Regions from separate parts of the Homo sapiens genome. Here all the other regions are linked to region 2. A link is a loop called in an ENCODE intact Hi-C map of the cell type or tissue named here. Cell type or tissue: Calu3. All regions are shown on one strand. Region 1 overlaps LOC105377144 (a long non-coding RNA gene). Region 2 overlaps SLC25A26 (solute carrier family 25 member 26). Region 3 overlaps LOC105377144 (a long non-coding RNA gene).

Region 1 (4,000 bases), 550 kb after region 2:
CTCAGGGTTGCTGTGAAAATTCAAAGTAACAACGTACGCCGAGATGGTTTACTGTGAAGAGTTTCAGAAATACAAATGACCAATATCAGGAATGTTCCTATATGGCCTATTCTTTCCCTTAGAAGTTTTGAACAGAGTTTCAACACGTAAGTTAGGACCTTTTTCCTTTGAATAATTCCCTTCTCAGGCTACGGAGTCTCTTCAGTTTCCTGGTCATTGGGTTAAATTTTCTGCTCCAATGAAACTGCAATAATAGGAATAACAGTGAGTTTTAGGTTGGGAGACCTGTAAATTCTAACCAGATCCTTAAACTGTTCTCATTTTCCAAAGCTAGTATATTGCACACCAATATACTTTCTTTTTATTTCCTCTTTGGCCAAAAAGTGAATTGTCAAGTGCAAGTGAATTGTCAACATTAGTGTAACTTTCTACACAAAAATGACCTGCACCGTCTTAGCACCTAGGGTCTAAGGCCTCAGTTACAAAAATAAATTGTAAAGCCAGAAGAAAATATGTCACAATAACAATTAGAGGCCAGGCACGGTGGCTCACACCTGTAATCCCAGCACTTTGGGAAGCCGAGGTGGGAGGATCACCTGAGGTTGGGAGTTCGAGACCAGCCTGACCAACATGGAGAAACCCCATCTCTACTAAAAATACAAAAATTAGCTGTGCATAGTGGCACATGCCTGTAATCCCAGCTACTTGGGAGACTCAGGCAGGAGAATCACTTGAACCCGGGATGCGGAGGTTGCAGTGAGCCGAGATTGAGCCATTGTACTCCAGCCTGGGCAATAAGAGTGAAATTCCGTGTCAAACAAAACAAAATGGAACAAAACAATTAGAAGCTGCACAGTTTTCTTTAGGTGGCAAAATATGTATGAACAGTTACATGGCAAGCAAACTGCACATTAAATTTGGGTGTATTTTCCATATATGTTGTGTTCTTTACATTTACAGAGCTTTGGGGGAGGGGGACAAACAGTTATTTATGAGTTTTCCACGAATTGTTTTCTTTTCTCTTTCACTTTCTTTGGTCAGTCATTTGTAAGAATCAACTGGAGATAACACGCCAGACCCCAAACTTATTTTTGGCAGAAATGCACCATCCTTGCATGGACACTAGATGGAAAAATAGAGTTTTCTATTTAGATTTCTAGAATGGGTTATAGCAGGTACCTGGGAAAGGTTACGCAAATTGTTCAACATTCTTGCTGAAGTGGAAATGTTCTTGGGGAGTCCCCGTGGTCAGCATTAGGAAGAGGAATTACCCGCAGGGCCCAAAAGACAGATCCTCCCCTTTCTAAGAAGGATTGCAGACATTTGAATTGAGCTTTCTCGGGAGGTTTACGCAGCACACTCCCAATGTTCAGAACAGGGAGTAAAGAAAACATTTTGCTTGAGAAGCTTCCAGACCCCTGGGGTGACTTGTAGGATAAGAGTTTGGTTGGGATCCTAAAAGGTGGTAGATGTTCAGCTCACACGGACTAAGTGTTACAGGGCTGGCTTCCAGCTTGGGTAATGGCTGAACCTGTGAATGTTGCAAGTTGGCTTCATGAGGTGCCCTAAAAGTCCAGACTATAGACTCCACCTGACTCGCCAGGTCAATGCTCCCCCTTGTGGTGATTTCTGGAGCTGTTATCAGCTGTCTCCTAGGTGGCCCTTAGACAAGTAAGGGTGCTTGAAAACACATGGTCTGGGAATGCATATTGGTGCCTCTCAAACTCAAGAAAGGGGTGGCGACATTCCAGTTATGTGTCTGTTCCAAAGACCGCATATGGCCTTCTCTAATTTTTAGGGTTTTTTGAGAAAAAGTTCACACTAGCTGCTTTTAAATTCTCTTGCCTCTGAAATCCTTACCTGAACATCTCCCACCTAGAAAATATTTTTCACTGGCGACATCTCTTGTTTTGGGTGAGCAGAGATGAAATGACGCATGGCCTGTGTGATTACGGTGTGATGTCTGCACCAGGTGTAATGTGGGCTGAACAGCTTGACGTGTTTTCGTGAAACCAAAGTATAACCTTCCCAAATTAACCTCTTTGTTTCTGTTAATGCAGTCTTACCTACCAAAGTATTTTAAATGGTTCTTATGTATAGTTTAAAAGACTATAGGTTATAGCTATGCAGGGGGCACCTATCTTATGGGTATTTAACAACAGAAGCAGCTTCCTTTAAAAGTGGAATCAGTTATGAAATATATCATTTATGGGGCCAACTCCTCCAAGTACTCATTCTGTTTGCCTTTAAGCAATATCTTCCAGTATTTGTAACAGTTGTTCTCAGCAGCACAAAGACCTTAGCAGTTGAGAGATAAAGCATGAGTTTGGTCTGTGACCTTGATTACAACATGTTGTGATGTGACGATATGGCTTTGCCTTGACTGACATTTGTTTGGCCACTGCCATGGGTACTGTTTCAAGTCAGAAGAAATTTACATGGAGAAAAACATCCCATGAGCTTAAGTTAATACATTGGGAACTTGCCCTAAAACTAGGTGGCTTTTTTTTTTTTTTTTTTTTTTTTTTTTGGAAATCAAATAGTAACAAGTCCTATGTAACAAACATCTAGTATCAGGGTTACTAGGTGTATTATACGTTTATTTAAATCAAGATCATTACTAAGCACCTACTATGTGCAGGACAAGTGTAAGTGCCTTAGTAAACATTGTTTTTTATGCTATACACCATTTTAAAAGTTCCAATCAATATTTGCTTTCCATTCATTAAACATTGAAAGTTCTTTCAGCATGCCATCTAATCACACGTAAGTATTTGCCTTTTTCCAGGCTTAACAAAACATTTTAGACACAGACTATCAAAGAGCGAGGACTGTACAAATGTCTCCTTCTGATAATAGAACTCGGTGGCGACTTCAGTGGCCCAGGTCCTGGGAAAGTTTCCACGGCCTCCCTGGTGCCCTCCTTCCCACATGACTGCAGGAACATGAAGTAGTTCTAAAGACGGAGACCAAGGTGACCGGCCTTGCCCCTCCAACACAAGTCCCTCAAGAATCTTTGTGCCAGGGACATGAGGTGGGGGCTTTATGTTCCTCTACTCTCCACTGTCTCCTAGGCCAATCCCTTTGTATTACAGATGAGGAAATTGAGGCCCCAAGAGAAGTGACTTGTGTAAGGTCACACTGCTAGTACATCACTGTGCCAGTCCCAGAGCCGTGGACCTGGGACTCCCATCTCTATGTTATTTTCTTTTCATTAATCTAAATCATCTTAATCTTTCAGATTTCTGGATGAACTAGAAATCCTTTCTCGCCTCTGAGCTTTAGTTTACAAACCGTTTCCTCTATGTGCAATTCCACCATCTTATATCACCCTTGTACCTTCACCTTTGACAAGTGACTGGATTACTCTTAAGATCCTGGTTAAAAAATCACTTATTCTAAGATGCCCTTCCTGACCCTCCAAGACTGGGTTAGGTGCTCTTCCAGTGCATTATCCTGTCATTCTCTACTGATGCCAATCCCAGCATTTGTTACCTGTGGTGCAGTCATCGAGATCTCCAGCACACTGCAGGCTCATTGCGGACAGGAACATATGTCATGTCATGGTTGCATCCCTGATGTTTAGCACAGTGTCTGGGACTCACTAAATAAATAGTGAATGGATAAATGGATTACTGGACAAGTATTCTGTCTTAAAAAAATGAGAGTTAAAGAAGACCCAGTTTGCGCAGGTGGAGAACTGGTAGAAGAGGGGATGGGGGAGCCAGGTGTGGCAGCATGTGCCCGTAATTCCAGCAACTCAGGAAGCTGACGTGGGAGGATCGCTTGAGACCAGGAGTTCAAGGTTACAGTGAACCATAATCATGCCACTGCAGTCAAGCCTGGGCGGCAGAGTGAGACTAGTCTCTTAAAAAAAAAAAAAAGCTGGTGGAGTGGGTCTGTGATGCCTAGACCCCAACTGACCCTCTCTGTGTGCTTATCCTCCTGTGAACCTTACGATGTCTGTTCTTCAAATTCGTATGATTTTGAATTTCTGCAG
Region 2 (4,000 bases):
ATACCCAAAGGACTATAAATCATGCTGCTATAAAGACACATGCAAACGTATGTTTATTGCGGCACTATTCACAATAGCAAAGACTTGGAACCAAGCCAAATGTCCAACAATGATAGACTGGATTAAGAAAATGTGGCACATATACACCATGGAATACTACGCAGCCATAAAAAATGATGAGTTAATGTCCTTTGTAGGGACATGGATGAAATTGGAAATCATCATTCTCAGTAAACTATCGCAAGGACAAAAAACCAAACACGGCATGTTCTCACTCATAGATGGGAATTGAACAATGAGAACACATGGACACAGGAAGGGGAACATCACACTCTGGGGATGTTGTGGGGTGGGGGGCGGGAGGAGGGATAGCATTAGGAGATACATCTAATGCTAAATGATGAGTTAATGGTTGCAGCACACCAGCATGGCACATGTATACATATGTAACTAACCTGCACATTGTGCACATGTACCCTAAAACTTAAAGTATAATAATAGTAAAAAAAAAAATTAATTACTGCTGTCTTCCCTTCACTAGAATGTATGCATCAGGAGGGCAGATGCCTCCCGTTTTGTTCCCTACTATTAATCTAACACCTAGAAGAGTGTGGCACATAGCACACTCAGAAAATATTTAACAAACCAATGACTTAATCATACTTGCTTCTCAAAAGCAGACCAGTTTTAAGTACTTAGGTATTAAGATCTCCAGATACATTTAGCAAGAATTATGGAGTTCTCACTAAATTCCTAGGCAAGCTAATGGTTTTCTGCCAGATAAACTGTCTGTACTTCCATTGAGATTAATTTTCTTATCATATTTACTGCTGTCTACATATAGCTCTTATTTTAATTTTGTCTTTTCTAGTTACAGTTACTCCTGTAACTATTTCATATATTCAAAACAGTTTTTGAAGTGACACATGAAAATAATAAAACTTATGAAGAAGATCCTTCATTAGGTGTGTGCGAATTATCTCCAGTGAATACCGTGTGGGTCAAGAATTACCCTTGATGTTCTCATTACTGTATACTGTCTTATTGTCTGAATAAACACCATCTTATATGGAGTATTAAGAGACTATATATGTAAGAAAACTAAATTTGAAGGTCAAATGTAGTTTTTTAGATGTGTAATTAAAAAATAGCAATTGGAATCATTCAAAGGAAATTAAAATGTTTATCTGTGGGTTCGACTACCTGGCTACAGATTACTTTGGGATCACATAATGAAAATAGTTAAAATTTGAATACTAATTATGATTGTTAACTTTACATATATTTTCCTAATCCTTAAACTGTAAGACATCAGCCTGTTTGTACAGATCATAAGCAGAGGCTTAGAAAAATTAAGTAATACAACTAGGAGGTGGCAGGACTGGAATTGGAGGTCAAGTTTGTATAATTCCAAATCCTGTGATTCTTATTACACTTTGCTTCCTGTTTGTGTCTTGCAGATAAATTCACTGATAGAATTTTTCAGTAAATCCTAAGAAAATAATGTGATGGGGGATCTACAAGACTTGAACCAAATCTTGACCTGAGTGAGAGTGGAGCACAATTTCTGAGTGTTAGAGGATTCTAAAGGATAGAAATGGAACTGTTTGTATGGGCAGAACACAATGAGATGCTTCTAAAACAGCCATTAATATTGATTTCAGCATCCTTTTTCGTCTGGCCTTTGTGAGGGGTGCTTAAAAATGTTTTGACTGATTGTAGTCTGTCCTTTTTTGTTCCCTGTGCTGCATCATATGTTCTGAGAAACAGTAGAGTAGGTGGGAAAAGGTTGATAATCTTTGGCCTTGAAGTGGTTTTGGTATACATAGCCAAGTAACTAGCAGATAATTTATTGACTAGTGGAGAAGCAGAAATTTTTGTGAGGATTTTTTTTTTTCCCTTTTTGAATATACTCTGCTTTTTGTTATTCAACTTGTCAGTGCAAAACTGACATTATAGAAGAACGCACTAGAGGGCGCACAATGCCTGTATTTTAAATGTTGGTGGCAAAAACCTCAGCATGAACTTGGAAGCTGCTTCCTGGCACTGTTTGAAAAAAAAAAAAAAAGGTTCAAATTAGAAAATGTAAATTTAAGCATAATAGTGTTTTCCGATCAAGATACCTGAATGGATAAATTTGTGTTATCTTTTGATACATATGTACATGGAGTTGTATTTATTTGGGTTCTAATTTTTTAAAACTTTTACCATGGAAAAATTTAAAGACACACAAAAAAGATTACTAAAATGAATCCCTGTAGTCTCATCAATTACCAGCTCTTGAGCAGTATTGTTCCATCTATACCAAACCCTGCTTCCCACATGTCTGTATGATATTGAAGCAAATACCAGACATTCTGATTTCATCCAGAAATACGTCACTATGCATCTCTAAAAGATAACTGTAAATATGTATAATGTATCAAAAATGAGTGTCATAACAGAAAGACAAATATTGTATTATATGTGTAAACTAAGAAAGTAAAATTCATAGAAGCAGAGAGTAGAACCATGGTTCTCGGGTGTTAGGGGGTGGGTAAATGGGGAGATGTTGTTCAAAGGGTACAAATTGTCAGTTATAGGATCAGCAGGTTCTGGGTATTTAAGGTACAGCATGAAAAGTGATGGATGTGTTAATTAATTTGATTGTGGTAATCATTACACATTGTGTATCAAATCATCACATTGCTCACTTTAATATATATAATCTTTATTTGTCATTTATTTTAAAAAACGAATATCATAGTCTAGAAGTATTTCCCCAAAGCTATTTATCACTTACAAAGGGGAAAATAGTAATTTTACAGTTGGAAAGACTGGCAGTCACTATTTTATCCAAGTGATCAAGATTAGCATCACCAGTAATAAGATTATATTAACATCATACATCTCTAATATAATGCACCAAGAAGGACACAATGTCACTTCTTTGGTCTTCTTGCCAAAGATGCATAATCTCAGTGTGATCATGAGAAAACATCACACAAACCGAGATTGAGAGACATTGTACAGAATTGTCAAAGTTATGATAAAGAAAGATGAAAGAACTGCCACAAATAAGAGAAGACTAAGGAGACACAACAAGTAAATGCAGTGTAGGATCCTGGATTTGATCCTGGAACAGAAAAGATTTTGGGAAAAACTGGTAACATTCAAAATCTGTAATTTAGCTATTAGCATTGCAGCAAAACTGGTAGCTGGTTTTGATAAGTGTACTGTAGTTAATTTATTAACATTAGAGAAGCCAGCATATATGTGAACTCTGCTATTTATGCAACTTTTATGAGAGTTTGTTTTTAAAAAACAAACTAAAATGCCACATTTGGACATTGTATGAAGTACTTGTTTTTAGAGTCATCTTCTAAAATAATGACAAGTTAAATTTAAAATTTAATTTCTTTTATTGTTAACTTGTATTAAAATAATATATGCAATTAGTAACAACCCAAATAATGTAGAAGGACTTAAGATGAAAAACAACAGTCTCCTGCCCATCCCTCTCCATTCTGGTTCCACTCTCTAGAGGTAGCCTTTATTTTTTATTTTTTAAAATTTTAACTGTTTTATTTTTAGTTCTTATTTCATCGGTGCTTTCAGATAATATATTATTTAAATGTCTGTTTTAAAATTTGTCAGTAGATAAAGTTTGTTGAGTCTTTGGGATGGAAGATGTGATTAAGCTCACATTATGTTCTTCCCCAACCCTGTCTCATCCTAGCATTCCAGTTATATAAATTTCATTCCTCTGTTCATTTTAGAAACTTTAAGTTATATATTCGTTTCTTTATTTCTTATCCTACGAACTTTCTGCATCTTACAACTTTCTCTTGACATGATGAGGCTGTTGCTTTCTTTTTGCCACCTTGTCCTCCTTAACCTGCAAATTTCACTTTCTGGAAAGACTTCTCTCAACTATACTTTCATTGTACATTGTCAAGAGGGTTGACAATTTCATCCTGTCTTTTACCCTCAGTCACTTCTTTCATAGCTCTTCTGTATT
Region 3 (4,000 bases), 540 kb after region 2:
TATCTACCTGGAGACAGCATCAGATCCCATTGGTTGAGGGCTCAGTCCACAAGACTGCCCCCAACTTCCGTGCCAATGGCAAACCCCAAGTTGTTTTTACCTGTGATAACCTCTGACCAATTGGCTATCAGTCAGTGTTCCCATTACCCTATCTATGGATTCCATTAATTTGCTAGAGCAGCTTACAGAACTCAGGAAAACACTTAGATGTATTGGTTTATTATAACAGATTTCACAAAGGATATAGATGAAGAGACGCATAGGTCAAGGCATACCGGAAGGGGCATGGAGTTTTCATCCCCTCCCACGGCGAGCCACTTTTTAGGAATTCCCAGGTATTAGCTATCCAGAAGCTCTCTGAACCCTGTCCTTTTGGGTTTTTAAGGAGACTTCATTACATAGTCAGGATTGATTAAACCACTGGACAATTTAACCTTCAGCCCTTTTCTCTCCCTGGAGATTGGGGGGTGGGGCTGACCCTCTAAGGGTGGCTTGTTCTTCCTGATGACCAGCCCCCATCCTGAAGCTACCCAGCAAGCCCCAGGCTGCCAGTCATCTCATTAGCATACAAAAGACGCTCATCACTCTGGAGAGTCCAAGGATTTTAGGAGCTACAGGACAGAAAACTGGGCGAAGACCAGATATATATTTCACAATATTATATCTATGAAAAAACAACACCGTATCCACAACTCAAGCCTGACGCTTTGTAAAGACCTGGCTTTTTGTTTTACTCTTAATAACAAAAGGAGGCTGGGCGCGGTGGCTCATGCCTGTAATCCCAGCATTTTGGGAGGCCGAGGCGAGTGGACCATGAGGTCAGGAGTTTGAGACCACTCTGGCCAAGACGGTGTAACCCTGTCTCTACTAAAAATACAAAAATTAGCCGGGCACGGTGGCAGGTGCCTGTAATCCCAGCTACATAGGAGGCTGAGGCAGGAGAACTGCTTGGACCCAGGAGGCAGAGGCTGCAGTGAGCCGACATCATGCCACTGAACTCTAGCCTGGGTGACAGAGCAAGACTCCATCTCAAAATAATAATAATAATAATAATAATAGAAGTTATTATATTGAATTCCATTTTTCAGATGGATAATAAGCAAAGAGTTTAGATGACTCTTCCATGGTGATACAGTCAGAAAAGGGAAGAAACTGGGATCGTACTCAACACAATTCAAGCACCCACACAGCGTATCGTCTTATATTCTCCCAGACTCTGTGATGCACAGAGTAGCTCTAATTTTCCCTTTACAATATTGCTGAAAGGTGGTGAAGGCTAAAGTCTTTTGGACAGCATTATATAAATTGACCTTGAATGGAGTGCATTCTTGATGTCTTCTCTTGAGACATCATCAAATACAATGATTCTTTGGGGAAAGACACTATTACGTTTTTCTCACAAATGGAAAATCTGAAACAGAAGCAAAGTGCATGGCTGTCTTTGGATGTTCGTGTTAAGTAGCTGACTTTTAGGCCTGCTAGTCTTTTACTGTTTCATCGGTGTTTAGTTGTATGTACAAGGAAAATGTCAATTCCGGACTTTAAATTTCAGATATTATATTTCCTTAAATGAACTAAAGGGCAAAGGGAATATTCTTCAGTGGCGATCCATTCTCCCCTTTCTGTAATCTATTTTTCATTAGCCACAAGTCAAGGGCCAGTTTCTGAAATGCTTGTCTGGGTATCTTGCAATCTCATTCGAAGTGCTGAGAAGTCAAGACAGCCTCTAGGAGTGTAGGGGGAACGTGTTGATAAGTGCTAAGTGCTGCTACTTTGAACTGCACAATTCCCCTCAATGGGCACATATTAACTCTAGCTAAACACACTAGTGCCACCTACTGGAAAAAAATATATTTTAATTAAAATTAAGTTGCAGGCTTTAAGTCTGCAATACTGAAAAATGCCTCTCTAGGACGGCAATTTCCTCTGCCAAAGAAAAACAGAGTTAAACCAGCTCACTGAAGGAAACTTAGGTGATCTCTAGGTATTTTGTTTTGGAAAGAAAGGCTTTCATTTTTCATCCTGATAGCAAAGAAAATATTAAATAATAATGAAATATTAGACCAACTAACACCATAGTTCAGGAATGGGCTTTTCTAGAGTTGTTGCAGGATTACCCCTGATGGGGCTGAGTTTCCTGGGGTCTGAGCACAGAGGGTCCATTGCATGGTTTGAGGGGGCTTTCTTTTCTCATGTCTGTTATAGAGGAACCCAGAAATCTGGAGAAGAGAAAGGAATTGCCACAGGGAACTTAGTTTACTTTTTTTTTTTTTGAAACAGGATCTTGCTCTGTTGCCCAGGCTGGAGAGCAGTAGGGTGATAGTAGCACATTGCAGCCTCAAGCCATCCTCTCACTTCAGCTTCCCAAGTAGCTGGGGCTACAGGTGTGCACCACCACGCCTAGCTAATTTTTAAATTTTTTTTGTAGAGATGAGGTCTTGCTGCATTGTCCAGGCTGGTCTCAAACCCTGGCCTCAAGCAATCCTCCCACCTCAGCCTCCTGAAGTACTGAGATTACAGGTGTGAGCCACTGTTTGCCTTTTTACAGAAGGAGACAAAAAGGTATCTTTAAAAAATTTTCTTCTTTCTACTATTCAAGAACATAATTTATTTTGGTTATAAAACATGAAATGTCCCTCCTCCTTGTCTCCCAAACTCCCTACTGAAGTATTATTATCAGACTAGTATACGATCTGTACAAATAGCCTTTGATGAGGAAAAAATGGTACAAATAAGGTAAGCAACTAATAGGACAATACATATATATGATGTGCTGTGTGTAAAGTAAAAGAACAAGAAGGAGGAGGAGGAGGAAGGGGAAGGAGAGGGAAGAGGAGGGCAGGAGGAGAAAAAGAAGAAAACATAATAATGTTAGCAAACAGCATACACATTTCCCTGAAAAAAGGCAAAAATAAAACAGAAACAAAAAGTCTATTAATGGAAGTTGCATTGAGGGACAAGGAGGTAAGAAGAAAGGGAGGGCTTTGCTTTCAAGTTTGTATTTCTGTATTTCTAAGTTCCTCTGATTACACAGAACTGTATTATTTGTGTCAATTAAGGAAAAAATGCCAAGGCAAAACTAATCTATGCTGCGAGAAGTTCAGCTCAAGATTGCCCTTGGATGTGGGTCATGCCTAGAAGAAGTCTCCACCAAGGAGACTTGGAGGAGGGTTGATGATGTTTTCTCTTGATCTGGGAGCTTGTACCAGCAACAAAGGTGTGTTTAGTGTGTGAAAATTCATCAAGCTCTATGCTTTTGATTTGTACATATTTCTGCACGTGTTAAGCTGGGAAAAAAGTTCCAAAAGTGATGCCAAGAGAAATTATTGGGCAGTAAGATTATAGACCATTTGTTTTCCCTTTCCCTGTATTAAATTAACACATCTTGTAAAGATAAATAAAAACAGAATAAACTCCATATTTTTTTTCTCCAAATGTGTGTTTCAAATACGTCTGTTTTTACATTGTTGTAGTCAACGGAGTTAGAAAAACTAAATAACATCTGTGCCAAAGGTTTCCTTTGCAAGAGCAGAAGGAGGTCTCCTCCTAGGAAGCCTGGGATCCAGCTTTGGTGGCTTAGCCTGGTCTCAGATGCCCTTGCAGGAAGATACCTCAGGCCCCGGCTGGGCTCAGTGCCCACATGCCCAAGCTTTCGATACCAATGCAAAAGCTTCTGTGCTCTTTAATGGGAGGCTATTCAGCAGCCAGCAGGCCCAGCATCTACATTCTGAATCAGACAAATTCTTCTCTCCCTCTCTGGCAAGGGGACCTCAATTGCTCCCTGTCTGCAGGAATCCACCAGTTCAGATTAACTGTTTACCAGCGAACATTTGATGGGCTGGCAGATACCTTGGTAGATAAGTATTCAAATGACTATGCCTGTCATTACCTTTATTCGGAGGAGCCACAGTATCCCCCTGCAGGTTGTGAACAAGGGCCCTGTATTTCTCATCAGCTTCTGATAAGGTTGCGGGATCACTGAAGACCCAGGTAGGGTTAC

Evidence for each region. A loop is a pair of places that touch in the nucleus more often than their neighbours do. Peaks named below come from ENCODE experiments on the same cell type or tissue, not always from the same donor. Only the 100,000 strongest peaks of a DNase experiment are listed, where the experiment ranks them.
Region 1: a loop joins it to region 2, with 6 times the contacts of the local background. A loop is called at or near these places in 96 of 110 quality-filtered maps.
Region 3: it touches region 2 in a loop (9-fold over the local background); 93 of 110 quality-filtered maps call a loop at or near these places.

Annotation. Positions count from the first base shown.
Region 1 is chr3:66,820,855-66,824,854 of GRCh38, forward strand. All of the region lies in intron 2 of LOC105377144 (a long non-coding RNA gene), which reads right to left. Among named protein-coding and RNA genes, the nearest start is that of KBTBD8, 180 kb to the right of the region's middle. In Calu3, a CTCF peak has its summit at 1,589 (motif pointing left); a DNase peak (open chromatin) is centred at 1,617.
Region 2 is chr3:66,274,905-66,278,904 of GRCh38, forward strand. The region is part of intron 5 of SLC25A26 (solute carrier family 25 member 26); the gene reads left to right. Among named protein-coding and RNA genes, the nearest start is that of SLC25A26, 56 kb to the left of the region's middle. In Calu3, no CTCF peak of the experiment used is centred here; a DNase peak (open chromatin) is centred at 1,987.
Region 3 is chr3:66,814,507-66,818,506 of GRCh38, forward strand. The region is part of intron 2 of LOC105377144 (a long non-coding RNA gene); the gene reads right to left. Among named protein-coding and RNA genes, the nearest start is that of KBTBD8, 180 kb to the right of the region's middle. In Calu3, CTCF peaks have their summits at 1,826 (motif pointing left) and 2,084; no DNase peak of the experiment used is centred here.